Linked DNA regions of Homo sapiens: regions 1, 2, 3, 4 and 6 are each linked to region 5. A link is a loop called in an ENCODE intact Hi-C map of the cell type or tissue named here. Cell type or tissue: dorsolateral prefrontal cortex. All regions are shown on one strand.

Region 1 (5,000 bases), 130 kb after region 5:
GAAGGCCGATGTCGTATCATTCCCTGGTGACACGGTTTCTGGGCTCTGGAAAATGGATGGCGGCTCTGTCTGGCTCTGTCTAGCTCCAGGCAGCCCTGTTTGGCGGCGTAAATGACGCTCCACATGTAGCAAGACTCCGTCCAGGGAAGTGACCACAGCTGCACATGTCATATACACTTGACATCCCAACAGTGTTATACATCACTCCCAATAGTGCAGACTAAACACCAGGGGTTATTACTTCATTCAGGAGGAAACGCAGACTTAGAACAGATGATTACAGTTATCACCAAATATTCAATAGCTCTGTCAATACATAAATTGATCACTATGAAACAGGCCCAAGCTGCCACAACAGTGGCTCTGGAAACCAACCCCAAGGAAAACATGACAGAATTTCTGGTCAGGCGCGCCTCCCAATACTAAAAGGGGTTTTTGGGCATAGACAGGCGGGAAGGAGAAGGGTGTTAGTTCTCAATGATTTCCTGGAAGAATGATTGTTTCCCTTGGACTTGCCCGGACTAGTCAACCTGTGGGTGTGGCTTCTAGCCAGCACAGCATTGCCATATGCAATACAGCATACTTGGTTACATCTGGATTTCAAATACACAATGACTATCTTCATAGATGTATGTCCCATGCACTATTTGTTCATGCGATAGTGGGGACCTATTTATACTAAAAACAATTATTTGTTTTTCATCTGAAATTCAAGTTTAACTGGGTGTCCTGTACTTTTATCGGCTCAATTCGGCAGTGCTCTGAAGTCATGTCTTATCTGATTCAGAGGAGATGAGGGTAACCATTATCTTAATGCTTGCTTGAAGCACACAGAGGAGTTTTACAAAGAAAACAAATGGATCCTTTCCTCGTATACAGAGGATTTCTTTAAATAGAAATTTAAAGCAAAAGATAACTCAGTTGGATAAGGTGAAGAATTTGCTGACCGTCATGAGTCAACACTGGAATGAATTTCTACGTGATGCTAAGAAGAACTTTAGAAGAATGTGAGCAAGTCCCCTGCCCTGGACAGCCTAAGCTGCTACTGAAATCAATACCATTATGGGTGAATTTTGAAGATGATTACCGCTAATATTCACAGCCTACAAATAAGGCCACAGAAGCTCATAAAAGCCGAGTAACCTACCCCAGGTCACACAGCAAAGAGAAGTAGCAAGTAATAAGGTCAGGGGTAGGATAGGGTTAGACAGAGCTGCAGAGGGAGGTCTGGATGCCTCTGGTCTGGAAATACTAGTACCAGCTGACAAGTATTGATCATTCACCATGCACTCAGCACTTCACCTGAAGTATTCCATTCAATCTGCGCAGATTGTGTGAAGCGGGTATTAGCATGACTTCATTTTACAGATGAGAACGTGGTGAGGAGGGGCAGATGTAAGGCCCAGAGCAGGCAGCTGGACTCCAGGTCCCATGATCTCAGCCACTATAGGACAGCAGAGGGTGCAGCCTGCTGTCCACAGGCCCACTAGAAAAGGAGTCAACATCTGAAAACTGGGACAATTGTCATCTGGATGGGACAGCCAACTTCTCTGGGAAGATCAGGAGAATCAGCCCCTTTAGCCTCTGTTTCCATTCATCAGCTGAAGTCACTACCCCATCACCGTCACGGGGACGCTGGCAGCATAAGCGATAGCACAGGCTCCAGGGTCAGCCCTCCCTCCCGACTGTGTAACCTTGGATGAGCTCTCAGTGTTTCCATAGCACGATTTATAAAATGGGGGTCACAGTAGTGCTACCTCACAGGGTGCTTGTGATTGAAGTGTGATCACCCATTAAAGGCCATAATCCCAGTTGCATGGAACATGGTATGCACCCAATAAACGTCAGCCTCCAAGCACCCACTCTGTGCTAAGAGGGCCGTTGCCATGGTTCCTGAAAATGTGGAACCTTCAAAGCTTCCACTGGCCTGATGAAAGGGCAGGACAGGGGTCCCCACCTCTGGGCAGGGTGACTGGCAGGGGAGAGACCAGAGGCGGAGGCTGCCCCAAATCTGGCAGGTACCTCTCCAGGGCAGCTGTGGTGAGACTAGGAAGGAAGCAGGTGTGGTGGCTTTCAAGAGAGGACAGCTCCAAGGGGTGCAGTAGCGCAGGCCTGTAATCCCAGCACTTTAGGAAACTGAGGCGGGTGCATCACGAGGTCAGGACTTCGAGGCCAGCCTGGCCAAGATGGTGAAACCCCCGTTTCTACTAAAAATACAAAAATTAGCCAAGCATGGTGGCACATGCCTATAATCCCAGCTACTCTGGAGGCTGAGGCAGGAGAATCGCTTGAACCCGGGAGGTAGAGGTTAAAAAAAAGAGAGAGAGAGAGAGGACAGCCCACAGCTAGGACTGCCGGGCCTTGGTGGGAGAGGAGCGCCAGAGAACACCAGGGCCAGAAGGCCCAACAGGGGGCCGGAGGTAGGAGCTGGTTTCCCGGCGAGGGTGCAAAGGTGGTTCTCCGCCTTGTTGATCCACAGGCTGGAAACGTGGGGCCGCCTCCCGGGGGCGAATCCACGCAGCGAATGGAGAATTAGCCTGAGGTAGCCGCACGCCAGGCCCAGGCAGAGGCCGCTGCAGCACCACGTCCCTGCAAGGTCCCGCGCCCCAGCCGTCGGGGTAACAGACATTTCGTCCAGCTGTGCTTGGGCAAGCACCTGGGCTCCTGATTCGCCTCGACCTGGGTCGCTCATCATCTGCACAGCCGAAACGACTTCAGGGCTGGGCTCGGCGCTGGCGGGGCTGCCCCTCCTCCCTGCCCGGCCGCCCTCTACCTTGATGCCAGCCCCGTCACCCACGCCCCGGGCGGCGCTCGCCCCCGCTTTGCGCGCGCGGTGCTCGCGGCCACACGGGGGCGCTGGCGCCCGATGCGCTCCTCCCTGCGCAGAACCCGGAGAACAAAGGGCGCCCCGGGACCTCGGCCTCCCTCACCTGGAGCCACCTGCTTCCCGGGCGCTGCCCCAGCGCCAGGCCAGCATCCGGCCTCCGCGAAGGAGTTAATTTTTGCTCAGCGCTGCTCTTAGAAATCTGTTAAAGAAATCGCTCCCCACTTGATGGTCTTTCTCCCCAGCTTGGGGACACAATACGAGAGCTCTGGGACTCTAAAAGGGTTACTAGGTTTGTGGTTTTACGATGTGTGGGGCTCTGTATTCTCCACTCCCTCCCCGAGTTTACCAGGATCCTGGCAGCATCATTTTTCTCCCCTTTGGTTTATGAAAGTGAACTTCTTCTTTTTTTTTTTTTTTTTTGAGACAGTCTCACTCTGTCAGCCAGGCTGGAGTGCAGTGGCGCAATCTCAGCACACTGCAACCTCCGTCTCCCGGGCTCAAGCAGTTCTGCCTCAGCCTCCCGAGTAACTGGGATTACAGACGTGTGCCACGACGCCCGGCTAATTCTTGTATTTAAGTAGAGCCGGGGTGTCACCATGTTGGCCAGGCTGGTCTCGAACTCCTGACCTCAGGTAATCCGCCCGCCTTGGCTTCTCAAAGTGCTGGGATTACAGGCGTGAGCCACCGTGCCTGGCGAAAGTGAACTTCTTTTCACATTTGGAAGAAGTAGACACACCCTCGGGAAAGAGTGTAGCAAAGGCAGAAATCAAGAGAAAAGAGAAAGAAACGCATCGTGGAAATGAGGTAATTGCAGGGAAAGGTAACTTCCTCACACAGCTCAATCAGCTTTGTCCTAAACTGGCTTCTATTCCCCACCTTCTAAAGAGACCGTGCTCACTGTGTACACAAACCTATGTACATGTGCCTCTTTGCACTTATGCTTTAATTAGGAAATGCTGGAGGAGGCTGAGTTGCAGTCATCAATCAACAAGCATCTATTAAGAGCCTGTAAGGTATAAACACAGCCCCATAAACTGCTCCCACTAGCCAGGTAGTGCCAGGTCCTGGGAATCTAGAGATGGGAGATGCAGCCCCGGCCTTTCTGAGTATTAGCATTTAGTGGTCCCCAATTAACCCCTTTCCACCAAAATTGTTGTCCAAGGTCAGTTTCTGCTAGGCTTTCTTCCATGGACAGGCTATCTTGGTTCAGTAAAGCCTTTCCTCCCTCTGGGCTTGAGGCTGAAAGCACACAGTTGTGAATCTCTGAGGATTTGAGGGAGCAGGAATCCTCGAAGGGAGGAATTTAGGGCCCATAGAAACTCCCACTGAGACCAGGAGCTGCTTCCAGGGGGCCCCAGGATCAGAAGGTGATGGTGCAGACTAAAATCTTTTTTTTTTTTTTTTGAGACGGAGTCTTGTTCTGTGTCCCAGGCTGGAGTGCAGTGTCGCGATCTTGGCTCACTGCAGCCCCCACCTCCTCAGTTCAAGCGATTCTTCCGCCTCAGCCTCCCGAGTAGCTGGGATTACAGGCACATGCCACCATGCACAGCTAATTTTTGTATTTTTTAGTAGAGACCGGGTTTCACCATGTTGGCCAGGCTGATCTCAGACTCCTGACTTCAAGTGATCCGCCCTCCTCAGCCTCCCAGAGTGCTGGGATTACAGGCGTGTGCCACCATGCCCGGCTAAAATCGTTTTCATTGTCAACAGTAAGACCTGTCCCGTGTATCTCCTGCACCGTTCTCCATCTAAGGAGTAGAATTCTTGTCCCTACCTCCACCCTGGTAAGGCAAGATGCCCATTTAGGGCATGGGGAGCAGTCCAGGGGTGATGAGCGGGGGGACCTGGAGAGGGAGAGCAAGAGCAGTTCCTGGGGACTCCTCTGACTAAGGAGGTCTTCTTGGAGGAGGAAGCGGAAAGCAGGGTGTGCTCTCTAGCACAGCCCAATACATCGTCTGCCACGTTGAAAATACCCTATAATACTGCACTCTCCAATGTAGTGGCCTGGCCCCATGTGACTGTTGAGCACTTGAATTGTGGCTGGTGCTACTGAGGAGCTGAAGTCTTATTTAATTTTAATTGATTTAACTTTAAATAATCATGTTGGCTGGTGGTTAACGTTATCAGACAGCATAGCTTCAGGCAGCGATAAGGGTGTGGGTGGGGTGGGAGC
Region 2 (5,000 bases), 790 kb after region 5:
TAAAGGCCAAGAAGGAGCTAGGAGAGGGGATGTGGTGTTGAGGGCCGGGAGATGGCAGCCATTTTGGAAAAGGTGCCCCTGAGGAGGTGAAATTGAATTGAAACTTGAGGAGGGAGAGAATCTGTGGGGAAGAGCTGACTTCCTGTTGGCTGCAGGGGACAGGAAACTGAGAGTGCCAAGGGAGGGGATGTTCTGTGGATATCTGTTGACTGCATGAATAAAACAAAATGTTTCCAAGCTGTGCTTCTCACACTTTAGTGTTGTGTTAGAATCCTTGGGAAGGAGGGTCTTGTTAAAACATAGATGTCCAGCTCCACTGATTCAGAAGGGCTGGTGCAGGGCCCAGAGAGCTGCATTTTAACAGCCCCCGCCTCCAGGCAGCCCTCCCAGTCCCTCCTGGAGCCCCATCTCCAGGCAGGCGCTCAGCCCTGGATTGCAGCCCTGTCTGTCTGTCAGGCCTACCTGAGGTTTCAGAAAGGCCTCACAGTCAGGCTCCCAGGGGCCCAAAGCCAGTGTGGCTTCAGTGGGACCAACCTGACAGCTCCTTATAACTCTAAGGCCTCCACCTCCCACTGGCCAGCAAGGAGCCCTGGTGGGCAGGGGTGGGGCCTGCTCTGTCTCATCAGGCTATGCCCTATCTAGGGCAAGGGGTCCCTGGGGCTGGGGATGGGCTTCCCCTGGATCCTGTACCCTGCCTTTTAGAGTCACGGATACCTGGAACCCTGAGCCAACCTCCAGGTTTGTGTGGGCCTCTCTCCCTGGGTCCATCATTCTTCTGTGGGTGATGGCTCAGCTGGAACTGGGTGGGGGCGTGGATATGTGGGGCTAGTGGGTATACACACCTGTACACACACACACACGTGTGTGCACTAAAAAGCCAAGTGGGGTGAGGCGTGAAGGGGGTAGGCTGCAGCCTGGCTCTCTGTGCTGCCTTTTTTCGAAAGTCAACTCCTCAGAATTCTAAATTCAAACCTTGCCTTCATGATGATGAAGATGTATTTACCAAGGTAGAAAAATTATGGGTTTTATCTTCTAACAACTGATTGGATTGGTAACCTTTTTTTTTTTTGAGACGGAGCCTTACTCTGTCACCCAAGCTGGAGTGCAATGGCGTGACCTTGGCTCACTGCAACCTCCACCTCCTGGGTTCAAGCGATTCTCCTGCCTCGGCCTCCCAAGTAGCAGGGATTACAGGTGCACGGCGCCGTGCACGGCGCCATGCCCGGCTAATTTTTTTTGTATTTTACTAGAGACGGGGTTTCACTGTGTTGCCCAGGCTGGTCTCGAACTCCTGAACTCAGGCAGTCCACCCGCCTCGGCCTCCCAAAGTGCTAGGATTACAGGCATGAGCCACTATGCCCGGCCCCGGATTGATAACTTTTTAATAATTGACACATGGTATGGGAACTTCGCTTTTATTCTCATCTTGGGCCCCCAGAATGTTAGGATGATTGGAGAGAGTTGCAGGGAAGGTACCAGAACCAAGGAATTTTCCCCGTGGATGAGAAGTATGATTCCAAGAACGGAGACTGTGAATTCCCAGTGTTGCCTGCCACCTATCTCTTCATCTTCACCACCCAGGCTTAACCTCCAGGCCAGAGATTGTCCAGGTCTGGTTGGGCAAACCACCCTCAGCGTCTGTTTAGCACGTGGATTCCAGGACCGCACCCAAACCTGATGAATGGGGTCCCTGGAGGTGGGGCTTGGGAGGCAGAATTTTCTGCCCCCTCCTGGTGACTTAGAGGCACCAGGAAATGTGAAATCCACGGTGGGGGAGAGGTGTGGGCCCTTCATTCTGATGGATCCACACTTGGAAACGAGGAGGGGGTTCTGAGCTTGAAGACCAGCTGGAGAGGTGCAGTCTGGGATTTATCTGCTGTCTCTGAATAGATGTTTGGGGACTCCAGGGTCACACATTTAAACGGAACTCCCTTTTCCAGCTCCATGTAGAGGGGGCTCTAAATGCAAGGGGCCCTACTTGGGAAACCTCTCATGTCCTTCCCACATCCATGAGTCCCTGGGGTTCCTCCTGCCCCCCAGCACCATGGAAGAAAGCTACCCTCATGTCCACTCGCCAATTCTCGTCTAGGAGGGAATGTAAAACTCAGCTTGGGACGGAGCGGAAAGGCCCATGCGTGTTCCTGAACTTACCACCAGCAGGAGGCCGCGGGCTTTTCCTCCCCTCTCTGGGCTGCAGTTTTCCTGGATGTAGAGGGGCTTTCAAGATGATACAAGTATCCAACTTTTAAGAAATACATTTCAGTGTAAGGCATCACTTCACTTTTCTTAGTCATTGGAGAGCAAAGGGATGAGGAAATGTCTTTCTTCTTTGGCTAATGGTTTCGGAGTGCTGAGCGACAGTTGAGAGAACTCATTTCAGCAGTGGGAGAAGCCGCCTGCCGGGACGCCATTTCCTGATCTCTGCTGCCCTCTGCTGCCCGGTGCCGGCTGAGACATGCCGATGCGACGCACAGGCCACAGCATCACAGAGCCGCGTCCTAAGACGCTGTTTACCAACAAGGAATCCGAGGCTCAGAATGGGCAGTGACTTCCTCCAGGCCACACAGCAGGTCACCAGAGCTCCTGCCTCCCTAGCAAGTCGGGGCAGAGTCCTCTGGCTCACGGAGTCTCCAAGCGTGGTCGCCAGACCAGCAGCATCAACCTCACCTGAGAATTTGTCTTTTGGGGTCCCACCTCAGACCTCCCGAATAATAAACTATGTGGGTGAGGAGCGCTCAGCATCCTAGTAAACTCTCCAAGTAACCTGAGAACCTTTGCTATCTCTTTGGAAATAGAAATCCAGAAGAGAAACAGACTTTCTTATCATATTGTCCATCTTTAAAACTGAAATAAGACATGGAAAAATGCAGGAGTCTGACTATTCGTTTTCATTTTCATGTTTAAAAAGGTCAGTGCTGTGTGAACATTCAGATGTCCACAGCTCACAGGTATCTTTTTTTTTTCTTTTTTCTTTTATTTATTTATTTATTTATTTATTTGAGATGGAGTCTCGCTCTGTCGCCCAGGCTGGAGTGCAGTGGCGCAATCTCGACTCACCGCAAGCTCTGCCTCCCGGGTTCACGCCATTCTCCTGCCTCAGCCTCCCGAGTAGCTGGGGCTACAGGCGCCGCCACCATGCCCGGCTAATTTTTTTGTATTTTTGGTAGAGACAGGGTTTCACCATGTTAGCCAGGATGGTCTCGATCTCCTGACCTCGTGATCCGCCCTCCTCGGCTTGCCAAAGTGCTGGGATTACAGGCGTGAGCCACCGCGCCCTGCCGCTCACAGGTATCTTAATCGGAACTTTGCAGCGGAGACTTCTCAGGAACAAATACTTAGAAAGTCTCCGTGGTCAGGTGATGTCTATGGAACTCCAGTGAGTGGTAACATGCCTCTGCTCTCGAGTAGGATTTCTGCATTTCGGGGACGCACATCTGATGGCAGACACAATCAAGGGCAGGGATTTCAACTTCGGAGACAATCCTGTTTTGCATTCATTCATTCATTTGTTCATTTAGCAACTGTTGATCGAGCATTAACTATGAATTATAAAGACTACGCTAGCAATTAGGGTAGATGATCCCTTGTTGAAATTACAGCCCGGGGAAGACAGCAGGCCAGAAATTGCACATAAAATGGATTAGCTCAAATTAATTAGTCACAATCATTAATGAGTGAAGGCTATGAAGAAGACATTCTGGGTGCTCCCATAGGCAGGAGGGCGCAGGGAGACGGAGGATTATGAAATGGTGATGACTCATCTTATGAAGGAGGCAGTCCCAGGTGCTATGGGACAGAGAAGGATGCCTCAAGCTTCACCTTCTCAGGTGTGTGGTGCAGATGGAGCTTAGAGGAAACACTTCACAGAGGCTGGGGATTTGTGGGCAGAGTCTTTTTACAATGAGAATTAAGCAAAATTTTTATTTTTTATTGCGGAATAATTGCTATTGTTACCATTTTTGAAAAATTGATTCAGTCTGGGCACTGTGACTCATACCTGTAATCCCAACACTTTGAGAGCTGAGGCGGGAGAATTGCTTGAGGCCAGGAGTTTGAGACTGGCCCGGGCAATATTGCAAGACCTCTGTCTCTACAAATAAATAAATACAATAAAAATAAAAATGTATTTAAAATCTGGAAAATATAGATAATACAGAGAAGGTGAACATTTGAAACCATCTATAATCCCACCATGTATACTTAACCACTGACAAGAGTTTGTGGAAGAGTCTTCTGGATTTTTTAATATTAATCCTTGTACTCTTGTATTATATTGGATTATACTATGCTATGTTATATATGCCATCATACTATTTTGTAGTTTGCTTTTTAAATTACAATGTAGCAGGGGCATTCTTACATGTTTATCGAGCACCTCCTCTGTGTGAGGCGTACAGAGTGTTCAGTGCTGGATGTACTCTGTCAACAAAGCCCATCAGGATGCTGTCCTTACAGATTTACTGGGTGTAATAAATGGAAAAGGGAAAACAGAAAGAACAAGGTACAGTGAGGAATAATAGCAGCAACCCCATTTGAACAGAAGGGTTAAGGGAAGCCTCTCTGAGAAATGAAGGATGTAGAGAAGTTACCCCGAGTGCCAGGAAGGGGAAGCCGACTGATGCAGGGACAGCATATCCAAAGTCCAGAGATGGGGCAGAGCTAGGCTTATCCCGAGGCGCTGATAGAAGGTGGGTGTGGCGGGAGGGAGGCACTGTTTGACAAGGGTGTGACAAGCTCAGGGCCCAGGCTGAGGCCGGTGTCCTCCTGTGGGACCCCCCAGGTAGACAAGCGCCTGGTTACAGAGCACGCAGGGCCTTGATGGTGCACAGCTTGGGGAGGGAATTCACATGCTCATCTCATTACAATGGAAATGCCTTATGGGGCTTTAAGCTGCCCGATGGCATGATTCAGGCTTTTAGTTCTCACCCAATACCAGGTGCAAATGATTTGGAAAGGAGCAAAGAGGGACACCTAGAGGCCTGTTAGGAGGCTTTGAGGAA
Region 3 (5,000 bases), 150 kb before region 5:
GTAGAAATTCTATAACATCACAGTCCATATTCAGATGTTCCAAGTGTACCAAAAATACCTTTACTTTTTTTTTTTTTAAGAGACAAGGTCTTGGTCGGTCACCCAGGCTGGAGTACAGTAGCATGGTCATAGTTCACTGCAGCCTTAAACTTCTGGGCTGAAGTGATCCTTCTGCCTCAGTCTCCCTTCTGAGTAGCTAGGACTACAGGAGTGGACCACCATGCCAGGCTAATTTTTAATTTTTTTCCTTTTGTAGAGGTAGAGTCTTGCTATATTGCTCAGGCTGGTCTTGAACTCCTGGCCTCAAGCAATTTTTCTGCCTCGGCCTCTCAAAGTGTTGGGATTACAGGCATGAGCTATTGTGCCTGGCCCCAAAATAGAAAATAGCTTTTATAGATGAATGAAAATAGGATCCAGTCACGGTTCACACATTTTACATGAACTGTATTGTGTTTATGTTATGTTTATGACTGTTCTGTTTCTGTAATCTTTTTTGATTTTTTCATTTAATGACTTTGACATTTAACCCAATTATCTTTAGAATGTTCCGTATCACAGTTCGGTTTTTGTTGTTATCTAGTAATCAGATTCTTAAGTGTTCTTAAAAGTTTAATGTTTTTAGGTGTAGGTTATGTGTACTTAAAAAAAGTTTTTTATTGAAGTATAACGTATATACAGAAAAGTATGCATAAGTGTTCAGATAGATGAAATTTCACAAATTGAACTCACTGTTAGATTAAGAAATTGCTACTCGGGAAGCTAAAGCGGGAAAATCGCTTAAACCCAGGACGCAGAGGTTGCCGTGAGCTGAGATGGTGCCACTGAACTCCAGACTGGATGCAGAATGAGACTCTGTCTCAAAAAAATAAATAAATAAATAAGTTGATTACTACTAACTCCTCAGAAGCCCCTGCTTGTTCTTTTCCATCACTACCGGTATTTTCTTGACTTGTAAAACTACAGATTAGTTGTGCCTGTTTTATACTTAATGTAAGTAGAATCCTACTCTTTTGAGTGTGGTTTCATTTGCCCAACATTATGGTAGTGTGAGTTATCTATTTTATTTTGCCTGTTGTAGTAGACTGTTAACTCTCATCGCTGTATAGTGTTTTATGTATGACTATCCAGAATTTATCCCTTTCTACTGTTGGTGGGAATTTTAGTAGTTCCTGGTATGAGGCTACCGTGAAAAGTGCTGCATATGTACATCCTTATACATACCTTTTGGTAAACATACGGACACATTTCTATTTGATGTGTGCCCAATAGAAATGCTGTGTCGTAGGGTGTGCAGGTGTTCAGCTTTTTTCATATTGTCAGTTTCCTCTAGGGCTTGTGCCAGTCTTACTCTTTTACTGTATCATATCAAGCAGCATGTAATGTCGGTTGTCCTTCATTTGTGATGGGGACATTTAAGTCTGTTGTCACTTGGTTTGCTCACTTGGTTGAATAACAGCCATCAGCTCTCTTTATTATTATTATTATTCATTTATTTTTTGAGATGGAGTCTTGCTCTGTCGCCCAGGCTGGAGTGCAGTCGCGTGATTTCGGCTCACTGCAAGCTCTGCCTCCCAGGTTCATGCCATTCTCCTGTCTCAGCCTCCCGAGTAGCTCGGACTCCAGGCGCCTGCCACCACGCCCGGCTAATTTTTTGTATTTTTAGAAGAGACAGGGTTTCACTGTGTTAGCCAGGATGGTCTCGATCTCCTGACCTTGGGATCCGCCCACCTTGGCCTCCCAAAGTGCTGGGATTACAGGCGTGAGCCACTGCGCCCAGCCTCTTTATTATTCTTATATTTTTTTCTTTGTAATTAGATCTTCTCATTTTAAAGGCATGTTATACCCTTATTATGATAATATTTCTGAGGTAGGAGGAATAACCTCTTTCCCAATAACCTGTTGTCCATTTGTTTTAGCATCTTTGATGATCCTTGCCTGAAGTAGTTATTATGGAGAGGTGGGAGAGGTAGCAAAATGGTGATTTGTCTAATTGTATTATTGTTTCTACACTTATTAGCTGAAATTCTTTCTCTCTGTAAAGAAGAGATTTCTCTCTGTATTCACAACTCCCTACCTCTCACCATCTTTTTTCCTTCTGATAGCATTGTAGGCTCATGGCCTTATATGAAGTGCTATAATCCATTGCCATCTGTTTTATTTTTTATTTTTCTTCTTATCGTTTTTTGAGACAGAGTCCTGCTCTGTTGCCCAGGCTGGAGTGCAAGTGGCGTGATCATAGCTCACTGTAACCTCAAACTCTTGGACTCAAGCAGTCTTCCCACCTCAGCCTCCTAAGTAGCTAGGAGTACAGGTGCACATCACTACATCCAGCTAATTTTTAAATTTTTTTTTGTAGGGGGGCGTCTTGCTGTGTTGTCCAGGCTGGTCACCTGGCATCACCTGATCCTCCTGCCTCAACCTGCTAAAGTACTGGCATTATAGGTGTGAGCCATTGTGCCCAGCCTGTAATGTTTTTTAAATTAGTTCAGGGAACTTCCTATGAGAGATGGAAATAGGAGGCGATATCTACTTCTGAGGGATGCTTATTTTGAGGATAGTTATCTTATATTCAGGTGTATGTATATTCACTTGTTTAGACAATGAGTGTGGAAAGGAAAGGTCGTGATGAGTCCATTCTGACCCCATGGAGACTTGAAAGGAGACGGTGGAAGCTGCGCCACTGTCTCACTCCGCCACCAGGTGGTGGTGTAGATCGAGAACCCTTTGCTCTTTCATCTTGGCTCAGCTTGCTCTCTGCAAGTTGTGTGTTCACAGCCCAAGAAGTATGAATAAAGGCTTCTTTTTCTATCATTTATTGTAATTTTCATTGAGGCATTAAAAGGATAATTACAAGTGATTCTTTGCTTGTTAAAGGTTTTAAATATTTTCTGGACTTTAATCTCGAGAAGTTTTCATCTTTATTTTTTTTCCTCTTAATGGCTTACATTTTTGTATATGAAAGTAGTAACTTATATTTAGAAAATTATTCAGTGTATTAGAGAATTGACATTCTCCAATTAGGCAAAGACCAGACAATCATATATAGGCACACACAGTAAGTTCTCACTTAATGTCATTAATAGTTCTTGGAAACTGTGGTCATAGGTGAAATGACATACAAGGAAACCAGTTTTACCCTAGGCTAATTGATATAAACAAGAGTTAAGTTCCTACAGCATATTTCTGGTCACAAAACATCACCAGACTTCTAAATAAAAACCAAAGCACTTCTAATATTAAACATTGAAATAAATGTGAGCTATACATACATTTAAGAAAGATTAATAAAAATAAGTAAGATATTATTAACCCAGTGATTTCAGTTCAGGTGGCGGGGAGCTGTAGCCTATTCTGGAAGCTTAGGGCGCAGGTTGGACACTCACCCTGGACAGGAGTCTGTTCCACCACAGGGCATATTCACGCACACACCCACACTCACACTGGGACCATGTATACACAGCAGTGAACCTAACGTGCACACGTGTGAGATGTGGGAGGAAACTGGAAGACCCAGAGCAAGCCCACACAGATGTGGGGGGAATTGCAAGCTCCACACAGACAGTAGCCCTGGCCAGGAGGTGGGTTTTTTTTTTTTTTAAATCATCAATGTATTTTTGGTTTTTGTTTTTTATTTTTTGTAGAAGCAGGATCTTGCTATGTTGCCCAAGCTGGTCTCATACTCATTGAAGTTATAACAAAATGATGTTGAGCAAAGCAGTGCCACCTGAGAACCTGCTGGTGCTACAGGTTGAGTATCACTTATGTGAAAATCTGAAATCCAAAAATGCTCCAAGATTAGAAACTTATTGAGTGCCAACATGACAATCAAGGGAAATGCCCATTGGAGCTTTCAGATTTCAGATTTTTGGATTAGGGATACTTAACCTGTATTTTATAAATATTTAACTCTGGCATATAATTAACAGAATGATAGTAAGATCCGAACATTTTGAAACTTTTTAATATTTATTTAATATTTATTTATTTATTTAGAGACAGTCTTTCCCTCTGTTGCCAAGGCTAAAGCTCAGTGGCACAATCTCGATTCACTGCAACAACCACCTCCCAGGTTCAAGCGATTCTCGTGCTTCAGCCTCCCAAGTAGCTAGGACTACAGGCGCATGACTCCAAGCCCGGCTAATTTTTGTATTTTTAGTAGGGACAGGGTTTCACCATGTTGGCCAACCTGGTCAGGAACTCTGGACTCAAGTGATCCGCCTGCCTGCCTGCCTTGGCCCTCCAAAATGCTGGGATTCCAGGTGTGAGCCCCTGCACCCAGCCACATTTTGAAATGCTTTAGGCATGTTTTTTTTTTTTTTTTTTTGAGACGGAGTCTTGCTGTCACCCAGGCTGGAGTGCAATGGCGCGATCTTGGCTCACTGCAAGCTCCACCTCCCAGGTTTATGCTATTCTCCTGTCTCAGCCTCCCGAGTAGCTGGGACTACAAGCGCCCACCACCATGCCTGGCTAATTTTTTGTGTTTTTTAGTAGAGATGGAGTTTCACCGTGTTAGCCAGGATGGTCTCGATCTCCTGACCTCGTGATCTGTCTGCCTCGGCCTCCCAAAGTGCTGGGATTACAAGTGTGAGCCACCGCGCCCGGCCTCTTTTTTTTTTTTTTTTTTTTTTTTTGAGACGGAGTCTCGCTCTGTTGCCCAGGCTGGAATGTAATGGCATGATCTTGGCTCACGGCAACCTCCACCTCCCAGGTTCAAGCAATTCTTGTGCCTCAGTCTCCCGAGTAACTGGGATTACAGGCACGTGCCACCACACCTGGCTGATTTTTGTATTTTTAGTAGAGACAGGATTTCACCATGTTGGCCAGGCTGGTCTTAAACTCTGGATCTCAGGTGATCCACCTGCCTTGGCCTCCCAAAGTGCTGGGATTACAGGCATGAGCCACTGTGCCTGGCCTAAAGCACATTTTTTAAAGCCAGGCTAACTTACTTGAATAAAGTAGAGAGCTTAGGCAATTATTTGTATAATTCAATTAAGGAAGCC
Region 4 (5,000 bases), 540 kb after region 5:
GTTGGGCTCATCATGAAGTGGTACAGACGTTTGTCTCCTGGGTCTGAAGGAGAAGATGTGGTTGTTTGCATCTGTGTCACACTAGAGTCTCCAGAGCACTGTGATATTCCTTTTTCTTTCTTGGCCTCATAATTCCTTGCAAGGCCAGAGCTGATGGACCCATCTTATAGATGAGCCTCAGAGGGTGAAAGCAACTCCTCCAAAGGCATGTGCTGGCCAGTGCCACGGCTGGGATTCCAAGGTTTCCAATTTTTTTTTTTTTTTTTTTTTTTTTTGAGACCGAGTCTCGCATTGTTGCCCAGGCTGGAGTGCAGTGGTGTGATCTTGGCTCCCTGCAACCTCTGCCTCCTGGGTTCAAGCAATTCTCCTGCCTCAGCCTCCCGAGTATCTGGGATTACAGGCGTGTGCCACCACGCCTGTCTAATTTTTGTATTTTTAGTAGACAGGGTTTTACCATATTGGTCAGGGTGGTCTCGAACTCCTGACCTCGTGATCCACCTGCCTCAGCCTCCCAAAGTACTAGGATTACAGGTGTGAACCACAGCACTCAGCCAGGTCTCCTAATTTTTAAGAGTGTTGAGGGAACCTAGAAAGATGGAGGAAGCTTGGGTGAACAGAGAAAAGGGAGGAATCCTAGAAGAGTGCCTAAGGTGGATATGAACTTGGGATAAATTGAATAATGAGAAATTTAAACAAAATAATAGATGCAGAATATGTAAAAGAAATTCTGAACTTACGTCAGATGATTGGGCTTTTAGTATTTCCAAGAATCTGGGCAAACTGCTGAAACCCTTTGCTTTTATCTTGACTCCCTCAACCCTGGCTAGTTCTATTGTCCTTCAGCCTTTATCTCCTGCAACATAGGCTGGACCAACTCTTGAAGTTAAATGGAAAATAGTCTTTTTATCCTGCAGCAACCAGTCTGCCAGATAGCATCTAGATAAGGCGCCCTGCACCTTTCACAGTACTTTGCACACAGCAAATGGTTTTTGGCAATAAAAACCTTCAATGTAGAAAGAACTTAGAAAAAAATCTTTTGAATTGTTATTTTTCCCCAGGGTCTTAAACGAAGAAAGGAAGTTTACTTAAAGGGGAACACTTTTCCATAGACTCTAGGAGCGAGTAATTTGGCTTGTAAAACCATATTCCAATGACAACCTGCCCCAAACGTCTTGAAAATCACTTTTGACTGGGGAAACTGGCTCCAGGAAGCCACTGTTGATATATTTAAATGACTCCGGCTGGATTACTCTGATGTATTGATCTAGGGGATGTGGCCAGGAGTCCAGGGACAATACCTGAAGTCAATCCAACACATTGTAAGAGTTTATTTTATTGCCACTTTGGTGAAAAGCCCTAAGCCCAAGCCGCTGCGTGGGAGCACATAGATGCCTGGGCCAGGAGTCCTACTCCTCCTCACGCACTCCCAGGTGCCTGCTGCTCCTGCACGCTTCCCTTTCCACGACCTGGTCATAGCTCAAGCTCGTAATCATTTCCGATAACATCCTTACAAGTTTCTGGGTCTTGGAGAGCCCAGTGAAAGCCCACAGATGTCTCCTTTCTGCTTCCCCCAGAAGGCCAGACAGGACCACATCTCCTCCGTGGGCTGGTCTTACCTTCTGCCAACAGCCATCTCTCCCCTGGCCTCCCTCAACTGCCTGGGCTCAGCCCCAAGGCAGGCCTGTGCATGCTGGCGAGGCTTCCTGCAGGCGGCTGAATCTGATGCCCAGGGTGGGCAGCCTCTGTCTACCTGCCTGGGGCAGACAGCATGCCTGAGCCCAGTCCCATCCTCGTGGGCCGAATGGATTCTTGGGGGCCAGGGCTTCTCTGCTCTGTGGAGCAGTGTCACCAGCCTCCCTAGCAGTGTGCTATCAGGAATGATGGGGAGTCCAAAGGGCAAAACTTGTCTTCTCAATACGCCAAAAACCTCCCAATCAAACAAACAAAAAGGCCAAAACCAAAAACCCAGCCCACTTGAGACAGACCACAGAGGTGTGATGAATGTGAGGTTCTGCTGCCCAGGAGCCAAGAATGCGGGGAGGGAGAGTAGAACCACAAGTGAGGCAGGTAACTGACAAAGACAAAAGTGGTCTTTGTGTAGCCCTGTGGAAGCCAAGCTGGGAAACTGTTCCCGAGGCAATGCCCAGAGCAGGAGCACTGCCCAGACCCATTTGTCCAAACCCTACATTCTAGACTAATCCTTAGCAAAGGAAAGAGGCCACTGGGGCCCAGGAGGATTTTTTTAGGCATGGTCCCTTAAAGAAGCATGGAAGCCCACAGTTTCATGTCTTCTGACATCTGGGCTCTAATTCCAAGTGCTCTGTTATGAAAAGCCCAGTGTCACGCAGGGAAAATGGAGGAAGCTACCTTTAAAAATGACTGTTGTGGCCGGGCATGGTGGCTCATGCCTGTAATCCCAGCACTTTGGATGGCCAAGGCAGGAGGATCGCTTGAGGCCAGGAGTTCAAGATCAGCCTGTACAATATAGCGAGACTTTGTCTCTACAAAAACATAAAAAAATTAGCCGGGCATGGTGGCATGTACCTGTAGCTTTAACAACTCAGGAGGCTGAGGTGCGAGGATCGCTTGAACCCAGGAGGTTGAGGCTGCAGTGAGTCATGATTGTGCTACTGCACTCTAGCCTGAGCAACAAAGTGAGACCTTGTCCCCCCCATGCCCCAACTCCCCGTAAAAAAAAAAAAAAAAGCCTGTTGCAGCCCTTAAAAGCCCCCATCAAAACACAATGGAGCATAGAATATTACACTCCAGCCTTGACTTGGCCAGGCAAGTAAATCACACAGCCATTCAAGTAAGACTCAGGTGACAATTCTGTGATTGAGTTTGGTTAGACCTATTTTTATTGATGTGAACTTGATTTACAGAGATGTAGTAAACATAAGATCTATCCTGTTCTCTCAACCATTCATCATTGAATTTGGTGGCTGAAAAGAAATTTTAAGAGGTTATGTTGTCCACAGTCTTTTAGTCTAGACAGAAATTATTACTTTTTGGAAAAACATTTATTGTAGCTCAACCATGTGCCAAGAATTGTGCTAGATGCTGAAATGTTTGCTTTTTTCTTAGGACTACATGGTCTATTGAGGAAGACAGACGCATATACAAATAATTACTATGTTTTAAAATAAATGCTGTCATAGATCCACGGCCAGTCCAAGCAGATACCTGTCTCCTTATTTTTCACATTTTCTGGCCAATGAGATTACTATTATCTTCTTAGGAAAGCATGCAATCACAGTAGTAGGCCCAGTGGGCTTCATGTATACTGGACTCATTCCTAGGTCTCCTGTTTATGGCTGATGGGTTACTGGGTTGAAGCAGACTCCTTGCAAGGCCAACACGTATTCCAGGTCTCTTGTGAATTTATTTGTTACAGTGGACCAGAGGAGAAGATATGGATGAACTCCTTGGACCCACCCTGTTCCCAGCTCATCTGGGAGAATGAAGCTAATTGGTAAATCCACTGTTTGATGCTTGTAATGAAGACTCAAGGAGTTCTGTCTCTACCAAGTTCCTTGCCCTTAATGACTCAAGAATTAATTTTATCTTTTCCTCTCAAAACCTTGAAAGAAATGCTTGAGTCCTTGTAACCTGTAAAATAAATGTTGTTACTGAAGGGAAAAGCAAATTCCCTGGTTGCATTGACTGCATGGAATATTATGGTAAGATTTGCTACAATGCATTTCTCTCCTCTTTCTGCCATTTTGAAAGCAGCCCAACGTGAAAACTTGCTGAGATGCTAACCAATGTCTCTACCCTTGGCTGCAACAAGAAGATCACTGGCCAGGCACAGCCCCCTCTAGGAGATGGATCTTAGGCAAAACCGTGAATGGTGCTATCACAAAGCACAGCCCATCCTGATTCCTGTCTGCCTCTTCATGGCCATTTGTTGACATCTCCATAGTTGTGCTGGATTGGACCTGGAGTGATTCATCACCCTTTCTCTTCCCAAATTACCAAAGGTATTTATGATATTGCAGTAGAAGGAGGGAGAAATCGCATTTAACATTCCACAGAAAATCTTTTTTTTTTTTCCTGAGACAGAGTCTCGCTCTGTCGCCCACGCTGGAGTGCAGTGGCGCCATCTTGGCTCACTGCAACCTCCACCTCCTGGGTTCAAGCGATTCTCCTGCCTCAGCCTCTCGAGCAGCTGAGATTACAGGTGCGCACCAACACGCCCAGCTAATTTTTGAATTTTTAGTAGAGACGGGGTTTCACCATGTTGGTCAGGCTGTTCTGAAACTCCTGACCTTGTGATGCACCCGCCTCAGCCTCCCAAAGTGTTGGGATTACAGGTGTGAGCCACCGAGCCCGGCCCAGAAAACCTTTTAAAAATAAAGTCCAGAGCTTTGGTTTGTTCACTGAATTCCCAGAGGGTGCATCTTCAGTCATCTCCTAGTTAATCACGAACAATTCTAGATTGTACAGGTTACTAGTGAGGTCTTCAGATCCCTAATTTCCATTGAACCTCTTGGTTATCACTAAGGAGCTCCTCTTGGCCATCCCTTTCAGTGACCTGGTTATAACTCAAGCTTGTAATCATTTCCAAAGACATCCCTTACAGGCATGTTTTCCCCTAGAAACAATTTTGTCAGGGCTTTATTTGATTGTTTCCCTAACAAAAATCCTAAATGTTATTTCTGAAGAGAGTATGATATTATTGTGATTTCCCTGTGGCAATCTGAGAAGCCTGCCTTAATTGACACCAGCAAAATACTTGGCACAAGGGATTTGCAGCTTCAACTAGGAGCAAATGAAAGGCTCATCTCTGTTGTAAAAATTTCATTTTTGGTGAACGGTCCAATTCATAGGCAGAGCCAGAAGCTAGAATTCCAGGGGAATGGTTCCATCTTGGGTTTTAATTGATTGTCCTCTTTTTTTCTGCCTAAAAACGATTGATTCCCTGACCTCATGATCCACCTGCCGTCTCTACTAAAAATACAAAAATTAGCTGGGTGTGGTGGTGCGTGCCTGTAATCCCA
Region 5 (5,000 bases):
GGCAATTTTGATTACTAGGGTTTTTTCCCAGCCTACTTCTAACCCAAGCTGCGTGTCAATGTCTCAATCCATAGATCATATGGAATTTCAGTGGAGGCATTTCATTTAGATATGGGGAGGTTGGTCTGGACTTGCTTCACCAAAAATTGGTTGCTGATCCCCTTGGGCAGAGCTTGTGGGGGTGGGAGATTGGAAGGGGCCCCTGCTGACGGGCAGTGGCCATGGGAGTTCTGTGCAAGAATGAAGGGCAGCGCCTGCAGAAAGTACGAATGACTACTTCCAGTCTTCCTGGTTTCTGCCTGTTCTTGAGCCACGTTGCAATTCTATTTGTTATTTTACTAACAAAGCCAGGAAAATAATCAGTGTGTGGCCAGCAGTATGCAATTAATGCTTCTGCATCTACAGCAGCTGGTGATTATGCTTGAAGTATTTAATATTTCTGATAAAGTCACTAATTATTCTGTTGGGAAAGTTTGGAACTAAAGGAGCGAAGTTTAAAGGGAAAATCTGGAGACTAGTTTGGCCTTATTCTAATGAGTGTTATTCATTTCTCTTACCCATTTATTGCCTTTGTAAAGATACGGAAACTGTTATATGTCAGCATTATCGGTGTGTGATGAATTGTAGACCTCACTTATCTGTAGGCTGCTTATCTGGCCACTTCACCATCTGGAACATAGAAAAGGCAGAAAGGAAGGAAACACAATCACCGCTTAGCAGCTAGAATGGGCTGGAATTCATGCACCAAATCTCCTGCCTTATTCCTGGGAGCGCCATTAGGGCTATGTGGTATAGGAGAAAGAGCATGGGGCTTTGTGGAGATGTTTCTCTGAAGAAATTTTTGGCACCAAAGTAAAAGGAAAAAGTGAACTGGAAACAACGTGCTAATGGAAGGTTGCACATTTTACCCTGACCAGCTCTCCCTGTGCATGGCCGACAGCATTCCACCCGTGCCCTGTGGACAACCGTGGGTAGGGAGCGCTGACATCAGACCGGGAGCAACCTTCTGGCCACATTCCCCCAGCAAGCACCCGCATCCTTTTATTCACCTACTTAGTAAGTTAAAAGAAAAAGAAAAAATGTTTTGGAGAATCTGGACTTGGAAGGCAAACCAGACTAAGTTCAAGTCCTAGGAGCGCTATGAAGTGTGTGACGTTAGTGCCAGAAGGAAGTTCAGCAAACTTCAGCTTCCTCATCAGGAGTGGTGAACTGGGCAACCTGCTGCCCAGCTGATAGGAGTTGATGAGATTTGCAGGTGTAGACAGCTCAGCACGCAGCCTCGCTGCTGTTCTTCAGCCCGTTATATCTTGATCAAAGCAGGTATCAACCAAAAAAGAAAGGTCACAAGATTCAAGTTTTAACAAACATTACAGAAAAAAGGTGGAGTAAACTCTACTTAGCTAAGGTTATCTAAACAACAGGGTAGTTTCAGGCCAGTCGGAGAGTTGACTTTGGTAATGACAATGTTGAATTGTCCAGGAAATGGTTAAAATACATTTCCTATACTCTATTATAAGCAAATGTATAATGCAATGGAAATATTTCATAGTTAAAGCAATCAAAAGGTTCTCTTACAGGATAAATTACAGTTATCTGCAAAATTCACGATATCGGAACAGGCCTTCAAGACCGTGGAATTGAATCCATTTTAAATACCTGCTCACAAAGAAGACCCTAATGTCAGAAGGCTAAAAAGATGCTAATGGCTGCTGCTCTCTAATCGAATGTGGATAAACAATTATTCATAGGAACCCATTATTCATATTCATGAACAATTATTCATATTCACGGGAGCCTCACTCCAGTGGGGCCACCATTCAAGTTTTCCTTGGTATAATGGAGAAATAAAACGGGCTTGAGACCTGGGTACAATTATGCACATTTTTGTTTGTTTTGTTTGAGACAAAACTAAACGGGCTATCTGGAAAACCAGCAACATTTCACGGGCTCCGCTGATTGTCTCGCTCAGCACGCTGCCGCACGCAGTTACAGTTTAACTGATAATGACTAGACTGTTTTCATCTTGCCCCCAACTGCTCCGGCTTTTCTGCCTCCTTCTGCATCATTCTTCTGCATACAGGCGAATTCTGGAGGAGGCATCGCATCTTAAAATTGGCTTTTCACAGAGCCGCACAGGTTAGAGGAAGAGCAGCCTCAAATCAGGACATCGAAAGCACATTTTTTGGACTGGAAAAGTGGTGACGTTGGGTCCCGTGGGATGCTGCCTCAGTGGGAGCGAGAGTGGGCTGGAAGACAGTATTTGGAAATAGATCTGCAGCATTTTCCAAAAACAGGTGTTTATATAGTTAAACGTTGTTTTCTGAAGCCTCGTTAAAAGTGAATTCTGTTGTGTCCGTGGCTGTGTATCCAGCCCCTGGGTCTTCAAGCCTGGGCACGGGGAAGCCAGGGGGATGTTTTCCTGACACTGTCAGAATTGCTCTGCTCCCCATCCTGTTCCAACAGCTGCTCCGAGAGCCCCGATGGAAGCAGTTAGAATCTCAGCGGCGACTCTGCTGTCCACCTGGGCAGAGCCACTGGCTCGGATCTAGTGGAGGAGACACTGGCTGTGGCCCAACCTTGACCGAGAGAGAGCTGGCGCGGGAGGGGAGCGAGCCCTCTGCACTTCTCCCTTATTTTTAAGGGTGTTGCGTGCTCAGTTGACCCTTGGGTACAAAGTGGAGAGAAACTGGTCCCCTTTGCTCTTTCTGCCCTTTCAGTGACTTTTCCCCAAAAGCCACCAGGGGGCAGAAGAAGCCGCTTTGCTTTTTTTTTTTTTTTTTTAAACTTCTTAGCATTGGTCCATTGGGCCAATGTTTTTGATAGAAAACATTTTGACATAATTATATTTATAGCAAATAAATGTATGAATTCTATTTCCCATTTCCCACATCTTTGATTTTTTTCCAGATTTGGGTTGCCTTTGAATGAATTCTTCTGTAGCTAACTAAGGCAATTGTGAGGGGAGGTCTTCATTGAAGCAGGAATTTCTGCCAATGCATGATCTAGTTATGGGATCCCGTGTCTGATGCATCCCAGTCTCCCACGTTATTCTCTATCTTTCCAGACTTACTGGGCTGGGGCAGCCCTGGTTGTGTTTTATTTGGATTATTGCAGCAGGCTTTCAACCAGCGGCCATCCCAATCCTGTTATGCAGACGCCACCAGGCTCACCTGCCCAATGCAGCAGCCAGCAGATCTGTCTCTCCCCGGCCTAACCTCAGCCAGCTCCTCAGCCTGCCCATTGAAAGCTAAACTAGCCCACCTGGCAAGCCCAGACTTTCCTGCCAACCTTTCCCCTATATCCTCCTTCTATACACTGCTGTCTCAGGTCTTTCTTTCCTATTTCTTGATCTTCGCCAGGTCTGTTTCCTCCCCAGTCATGCTCCCTCCCCTTTAAGTGTGACCTAACCTTCTGGGTCCCTATCAGATGTCACCTCCTAACTAGCACCTTGTGTATAATATCAGGATCCCTGCCGGGCACGGTGGCTCACATCTGTCATCCCAGCACTTTGGGAGGCTGAGGTGGGTGGATCACCTGAGGTCGGGAGTTCGAGACCAGCCTGACCAGCATGGAGAAACCCTGTCTCTACTAAAAATACAAAATTAGCTGGGCGTGGTGGCAGGTGCCTGTAATCCCAGCTACTCAGAAGGCTGAGGCAGGAGAAACACTTGAACCTGGGAGGTGGAGGTTGTGGTGAGCCGAGATTGCGCCATTGCACTCCAGCCTGGGCAACAAGAGTGAAACTCTGTCTAATATATATATATATATATATATAATTTCCTACCATTGCATTTCTTTCATAAGGTTCTAGAAAACCAACCACGCAACTGGGGTCATAGGAATGGTGTGTGTTGGTCTCAGTTAAGGGAGCCAAAGAAAGGCCGGACTCGTTGGAGAAACCTGCTAGAGAAAACACCATGTGTTGTGTGGAGGCTGAATCCCAGCAACCGGGACCTCAGGCAGGGCCTGCTCCTGGAGCTGCTCGGGACTCCCTGGAAATATCTAGGAAGCTTTCCCAAGGAGCGAGTCCTAACTAGACCATATCAAGCTTTGCAGGCTCCGAACGCATTAAGAACAACAGAAACACTCGTGCAGAAGAGTGGTAAACGTGAGGTATAGAAGTGAGTTTTCCTTTGTAACCCTAGGAAAATACCAGTCTGTCTGCTTTTGAATGTGCAGCTACTAAAGATAATCTCTAAGAAATGCACCCTTTGTTCTGCCTGCTCTTTTGTTTCCTTGAAACAGACAGGTGGAAGTGAGAGGAATAGGTGCTTGGGGAGTGTTCCCAGAGGTGAAGGTGGTGCTTGCGTGGATGTCTGTGCCTAGGCAGGCACCTTCGCGGTCACCTGCTGCCAAATGAGCAGCAAGAGACAGGAGCAAATAAAGGAGCTCGTGCACAGCGGGGGGTTGACGTGCCTCCCAGCAGGAGAAGCACATGTGAGGGGAATTGTCTTGGGACACTTGGCTGTTGGTAGAACAGCTGCTTTGCATAATGAATTCCTGGCCTAATGGGTATGTAGATCCCAGCACTTGAGGCAGGACTGTTTTTGGTTTAGTGCTCACACACCAGAAAATAGAATGCGCCAATATGAATTGAAAATTCTTAAAAGGGATCAGTGTAATCCCTATTTAATTTGGACTTTTCCTCGTAAATTCATTTCGCAAATGGTAGGACATTCTACTAACCGACACAAAGGCGTTTTTCTACATGCTGAACACACTTCACCCTGGGAATAGTCCACTTGCCCCTAATTGAGATCCTAAAGGAGGGAAAAGCCTTGCAAATAAATCTCTGCAAGTGCAGAAAAGAGCTCTCGATGCCATCCAAGTGGCATGTGGAATAAAAGTTCCCTTCCCTTCAGGGTTTCACATGGCCACAGATCCTTGAAAATGTTCAGGAGGGTGAAGTGAGGCTGAACATCATTAGGAAGATATCACTGCTATTTTGCTTTACTCACTCTTAATTTCTGTTAACTCTTCCTAAATTTTATGAGACTGAT
Region 6 (5,000 bases), 130 kb after region 5:
TAACAGTTTCAGAGGCAATGAATGCTACTTGAAATATCTCCATTCTGGCCGGGCGCGGTGCCTCATGCCTGTAATCCCAGCACTTTGGGAGGCCAAGGTGGTTGGATCACCAGAGGCCAGGAGTTCAAGACCAGCCTGGCCAACATGGTGAAACCCTGTCTCTACTAAAAATACAAAAATTAGCCACGTGTGGTGGCGGGAACCTGTAGTCGCAGCTACTTGGGAGGCTGAGGCAGGAGAATCGCTTGAACCTGGAAGGTGGAGGTTGCAGTCAGCTGAGATTGCGCCACTGCACTCCAGCCTGGGCAACACCTGGGCAAAAGAATGAGACTCTGTCTCAAAAAAAAAAAAAAAGAAAGAAAGAAAGAAAGATGTGGAATCCCCTAGAAAGAGCCAATTGCCTGGCATTGGATGGGTGAGACTCACCTGCCATGGTGGACTTGTACTAGTGGCCATTGTAACCCCAGCTGAGTCAGGAACACAGACTTTTCTGGGTTTTGCTGCCATTAACCAGAGGGGTGACTTTGAGCCCATCATCCCTCTGTGTGCCCTGCTTTCTTCCCCTGTAAAATCCAGGGGTCATACTTGATGCGCTGTCATAGGTTTGACATGCACTTCTTCACCTTTAGGCCTGGTCTCCTTCGGAAGAACAACCTGTGCCGTTCAAGTCACTCAGAAATTCAAGAAATGGTTAGAGCAGGGCAGCCTTTATTCAGATGTCCCTAGTGGTTTTCAAGAAGCTCTTTCCTTGGGAACAGAGGTGTCTTTGCTATCTCTTAGCTATTTAATAGGGTCAAAGAGGATTCAATGAACTGGGATGTGACAAGCACTTAGACATTTTTATTTGTATGGTCCTCATGGTATTGAGAAACTCTTTGGCACATGGGAAGGTTACGTGTTTTCTATGATTATTCTTAGCCATATACAGTGGTTTGTTCACCCTTATATGTGGTTCTCCTAGTAGGAAAAGTGTCTTCTGCCTGGCACTGTCCTTGCCTCCCCCTGGACCGCTGCTGGGGAGCAGTGGGCACTGATGGGCATTGTGACGCCTCCTGTTTGGATGTTTTTTCCTACGCTTACACACTATGAGAAAGTTTAATTTCTAAATTAGGCACAGTAAAGTATTAATAATAGGCCAGGCACGGCGGCTCATGCCTGTAATCCCAGCACTTTGGGAGGCTGAGGCGGGTGGATCAGTCAAGGTCAGGAGTTTGAGACCAGCCTGGCCAACATGGTGAAACCCCGTCTCTGCTAAAAATACAAAAATTAGCCGGGCGTGGTGGCAGGCACCTGTAATCCCAGGTACTTGGGGGGCTGAGACAGGAAAATCTCTTGAACCCGGGAGGTGGAGGTTGCAGTGAGCCGAGATGGCGCCACTGCACTTCAGCCTGGGTGACAGGGCGAGACTCTGTCTCAAAAAAAAAAAAAAAAGTATTAATAATAATAAACTAATTAAAAAAGGACAGTTATAATAAAAGTTATATGAATATGGTCTCTCAATTAAAATATCTTATTGTACTATGCTCACCTATTTTCAGACTGCAGCTGAACTCAGGTAACTGAGGGTAACTGAAACCATGGCAAAGGAAACTGCATATCAGGGTGGACTACTGTGTATGGATAGTAATCCTCAAGAGACTTGCTCGTGTGTCAAAGTTTCTCCAAACCATGAGGACCACCTGAATAAAAATGTCTAAGCGAGGCTGGGCATGGTGGCTCACGCCTGTAATCTCAGTGCTTTGGGAGGCTAAGGAGGGAGGATCACTTGAGGCCAGGAGTTTGAGACCAGCCTGGGCAACATAATGAGACCCCTGTCTCTACAAAAAATACAAAAATTAGCTGGGCATGGTGGTGCATGCCTATAGTCCCAGCTACTCAGGAGGCTGAGGTGGGAAGCTTGCGTGAGCTCAGGAGTTGGAGGCTGCAGTGAGCTGTGATTGTGCCACTGCCCTCCAGTCTGGGTGACAGAGAAAGATCCTGTCTCAAAAAACCGAACCAAACCAAAACAAAAACAATTAAGTGCCGGGTGCGGTGGCTCACGCCTGTAATCCCAGCACTTTGGGAGGCAGGTGGATCACTTGGTGAAATGCCATCTCTACTAAAAATATAAAAAAATTAGCCGGGCGTGGTGGCAGGCGCTTGTAGTCCCAGCTACTTGGGAGGCTGAGGCAGGAGAATCACTTGAACCCAGGAGGCAGAGGTTGTAGTGAGCCAAGATCACGCTACTGCACTCTGGATGACAGAGCAAGACTCCATCTCAAAAAAAACCAAAAAACAAAAACAAAAACAAAGGCAAAAACAAAACAACCAAAAAAACCCGAACAAATAAAAAAACAAAAACAAAGAAAAACTAAGTGCTTGTCACGTCCTAACTCATTTCATCCTCTTAGTGATCCTATTAAAGATCTAGGAGAGGCCGGGTGCGGTGGCTCACGCCTGTAATCCCAGCACTTTGGGAGGCCGAGGCGGGTGGATCACGAGGTCAGCAGTTCAAGACCAGCTTGGCCAAGATGGTGAAACCCCATCTCTACTAAAAATACAAAAAATTAGCTGGGCGCGGTGGCAGGCACCTGTAGTCCCAGCTACTCAGGAGGCTGAGGAAGGAGAATCATTTGAACCCTGAGGGTGGAGGCTGCAGTGAGCCGAGATCGTGCCACTGCATTCCAGCCTGGGTGACAGAGTGAAACTCTGTCTCAAAAAAAAAAAAGAAAAAAAAAATCCAGGAAATAAGAACCATTATTTTCCCCATTTTACAGCTGAGAAAATGGAAAACTCAGATAACTCAAGCAACTGGCCTGAGGTAACACAGCGTTTGTTTGTTTGTTTGTTTGTTTTTTTTGAGACGGAGTTTCTCTCTTGTTACCCAGGCGGGAGTGCAATGGCACGATCTCGGCTCACCGCAACCTCTGCCTCCTAGGTTCAAGTGATTCTCCCGGCTCAGCCTCCTGAGTAGCTGAGATTACAGGCATGTACGACCATGCCCAGCTAATTTTGTATTTTTAGTAGAGACGGGGTTTCTCCATGTTGGTCAGGCTGGTCTTGAACTCCTGACCTCAGGTGATCCACTTGCCTCGGCCTCCCAAAGTGCTGGGATTACAGGTGTGAGCCACCATGCCAGGCCTTTTTTTGTTGTTTTTTGAGAGGGAATCTTGCTCTGTCACCCAGGCTGGAGTGCAGTGGGGCGATCTCAGCTCACTGCAACCTCAGCCTCCTGGGTTCAAGCGATTCACATGCCTTAGCTTCCAGAGTATGTGGGATTACAGGCATGCGCCACCACAAGCGGCCAATTTTTGTGTTTTTAGTGGAGACGGCATTTCACCATGTTGGTCAGCCTGGTCTCGACTTCCTGCCTTCAAGTGATCCGCCTGCCTCGGCCTCCCAAAGTGCTGGAATTACAGGCGTGAGCCACTGCGCCCGGCCACAGGTCACAAAGCTATTGAGTAAAGAAAGCTGCATCCAGCCTCTCACCTTAAGAAAGCCATTCCCCTTTGCCTCAAAGTGAGGCTATACTTCCAGAAGGACTTTGTCTCCGGGGAAGCCTTGGCTTTGGAATTCAGGCCCAGTTCTAAGTTTAAAATCATTGATGCTGTTCAGTAGTGGGATCAATGATTTTGCTTCACTTAAATGCCACAAGCTCCCTGAAGATGGGCTGGAGCTGTCACAGCATCCAGCCCCTCCCCTTACCCAGAAGTAAATACTCTTATCATAGTCCTCCGACTATTCTATATCCTTCCATTTGAGTGCTTCTTTTATGCCGAGGGCACTATTGAGATGTAGCTTAGAGAATGAAATTCCTGGTGTTGCAGGGAGCTCAGATCCACCCGGGAAGGTTCATGAGCACTTCATGTCAGCAGCCTTTATTTCATCTAACGTTTCCATAGAGTGAAGGAACAGCCACCCATTACAAAACAAATTATTAAAAGAAAAATTCCAAATCTTCAAAGGAGAGAGGCCCATGGTAGTGAGCGCTCCCACCCCCTTCTCCTTTCTCTTCCCATCACCAACGGGCTAGCAGCACAATTTGTTTCTTGAAACTTTTGGGGGCATCGGAGTTCTGGTGTCCTCATTTTTCTTCCTTCCCATTGATGTATCATTACTAGAGTGAAAAAAGAAGGGCGTCTCGAGGGCTTTTGAAAAAAAAAAAGGGTGACTACTCAAGACATTTTGTAAAGGGGGGAAAATTGCGAAGAAAAGAGACCTCAGTAGGGGGTGGAGGAACTGTGAATGTGTCCTTGTCTGGCGGTTCTTTCAGCTGAAACCTGGTGCTGGCGTTCGCAGTTCAGTTCAAACTGTCACCTTTAGTTCTTACTGGCTTTTCTGCCCTTGCCCCAGAACCTCAACAGATTGGGGCTTATTTACCTATTCACACTCCGCCGTGGAAGCTCATTAATAGGCTTTATTAGCAACACCATTCATGGGAGGCCATTGACGAAAGGGGTTCCAGCCACTTGAAGAGGGAAGAGAAAAGAAAAAACTGTAAAGAGATTATTTTCTCATTCAGAAGCCTCAGTGGTGTGAAGGTTTTCCTGGATGGTCTGAGGTCACTTGAAGACTAAATATGGGGACATAATTGATTTTTTAAAAATAATTCTAAACATACTTCCCCCCCCTCCTCAAAACTGAAGAGTTTCCTGTTGTGGTCTTGTGGGTTTCAGTCCCTTATATATGAGCCCTCTTTAGGGAATAAGGAGCTTTTGATAGATTGGTGTCTTTTCATTTCTATAAAAAATACATTCTGCAAACTGTGCCTGGACATGAAAGTAGGTGTTCTTATTTGTCATTTTCAGCGGAAAGCTTCCTTTCCATTCAACATGCATAAAGCTATTGATGAATGGGGGATAGGGACAGCGGCTTCCTGCACCATTAATTTATGTGAGAATGTGTTAACAGCATTTTCAATGGCTGATGGATGCGGTGTAGGATGGGAAAGGAACTGTCCTGAGACACTCGAGTTTCCCATTGGTGGGGAATATAAAGATGTAAGTGGCAACCTGCGAGCA

The links. Hi-C counts contacts between places; a loop is a spot of excess contacts. Peaks named below come from ENCODE experiments on the same cell type or tissue, not always from the same donor. Only the 100,000 strongest peaks of a DNase experiment are listed, where the experiment ranks them.
Region 1: a loop joins it to region 5, with 4 times the contacts of the local background. A loop is called at or near these places in 34 of 110 quality-filtered maps.
Region 2: it touches region 5 in a loop (8-fold over the local background); 103 of 110 quality-filtered maps call a loop at or near these places.
Region 3: it touches region 5 in a loop (3-fold over the local background); 17 of 110 quality-filtered maps call a loop at or near these places.
Region 4: a loop joins it to region 5, with 2.9 times the contacts of the local background. A loop is called at or near these places in 4 of 110 quality-filtered maps.
Region 6: it touches region 5 in a loop (5-fold over the local background); 34 of 110 quality-filtered maps call a loop at or near these places.

Annotation. Positions count from the first base shown.
Region 1 is chr10:121,606,656-121,611,655 of GRCh38, reverse strand. No RefSeq gene overlaps it. Among named protein-coding and RNA genes, the nearest start is that of FGFR2, 11 kb to the right of the region's middle. RefSeq lists an enhancer at 1-1,108 and a silencer at 2,709-2,948. In dorsolateral prefrontal cortex, CTCF peaks have their summits at 2,637 and 2,849 (motif pointing right); DNase peaks (open chromatin) are centred at 1,535, 2,513 and 2,865; H3K4me3 peaks cover 1,101 bases; H3K27ac peaks cover 3,234 bases.
Region 2 is chr10:120,940,440-120,945,439 of GRCh38, reverse strand. The region is part of intron 2 of LOC105378519 (a long non-coding RNA gene); the gene reads left to right. Among named protein-coding and RNA genes, the nearest start is that of WDR11, 92 kb to the right of the region's middle. RefSeq lists enhancers at 2,316-2,385, 2,290-2,584. In dorsolateral prefrontal cortex, CTCF peaks have their summits at 2,223 and 2,427 (motif pointing left); DNase peaks (open chromatin) are centred at 2,166 and 2,429; H3K4me3 peaks cover 845 bases; H3K27ac peaks cover 2,505 bases.
Region 3 is chr10:121,884,892-121,889,891 of GRCh38, reverse strand. The region is part of intron 7 of ATE1 (arginyltransferase 1); the gene reads left to right. Among named protein-coding and RNA genes, the nearest start is that of ATE1, 41 kb to the left of the region's middle. In dorsolateral prefrontal cortex, CTCF peaks have their summits at 2,506 and 2,710 (motif pointing right); a DNase peak (open chromatin) is centred at 2,701.
Region 4 is chr10:121,192,005-121,197,004 of GRCh38, reverse strand. It overlaps LOC105378523 (a long non-coding RNA gene), which reads left to right. Exons shown (of 2, transcript XR_007062321.1): 2 at 3,395-3,646. Among named protein-coding and RNA genes, the nearest start is that of LINC01153, 16 kb to the right of the region's middle. In dorsolateral prefrontal cortex, no CTCF peak of the experiment used is centred here; no DNase peak of the experiment used is centred here.
Region 5 is chr10:121,732,460-121,737,459 of GRCh38, reverse strand. No RefSeq gene overlaps it. Among named protein-coding and RNA genes, the nearest start is that of FGFR2, 140 kb to the right of the region's middle. RefSeq lists an enhancer at 4,159-4,751. In dorsolateral prefrontal cortex, CTCF peaks have their summits at 2,526 and 2,725 (motif pointing right); a DNase peak (open chromatin) is centred at 2,537; H3K4me3 peaks cover 780 bases; H3K27ac peaks cover 584 bases.
Region 6 is chr10:121,600,062-121,605,061 of GRCh38, reverse strand. No RefSeq gene overlaps it. Among named protein-coding and RNA genes, the nearest start is that of FGFR2, 4.1 kb to the right of the region's middle. In dorsolateral prefrontal cortex, no CTCF peak of the experiment used is centred here; no DNase peak of the experiment used is centred here; H3K27ac peaks cover 1,714 bases.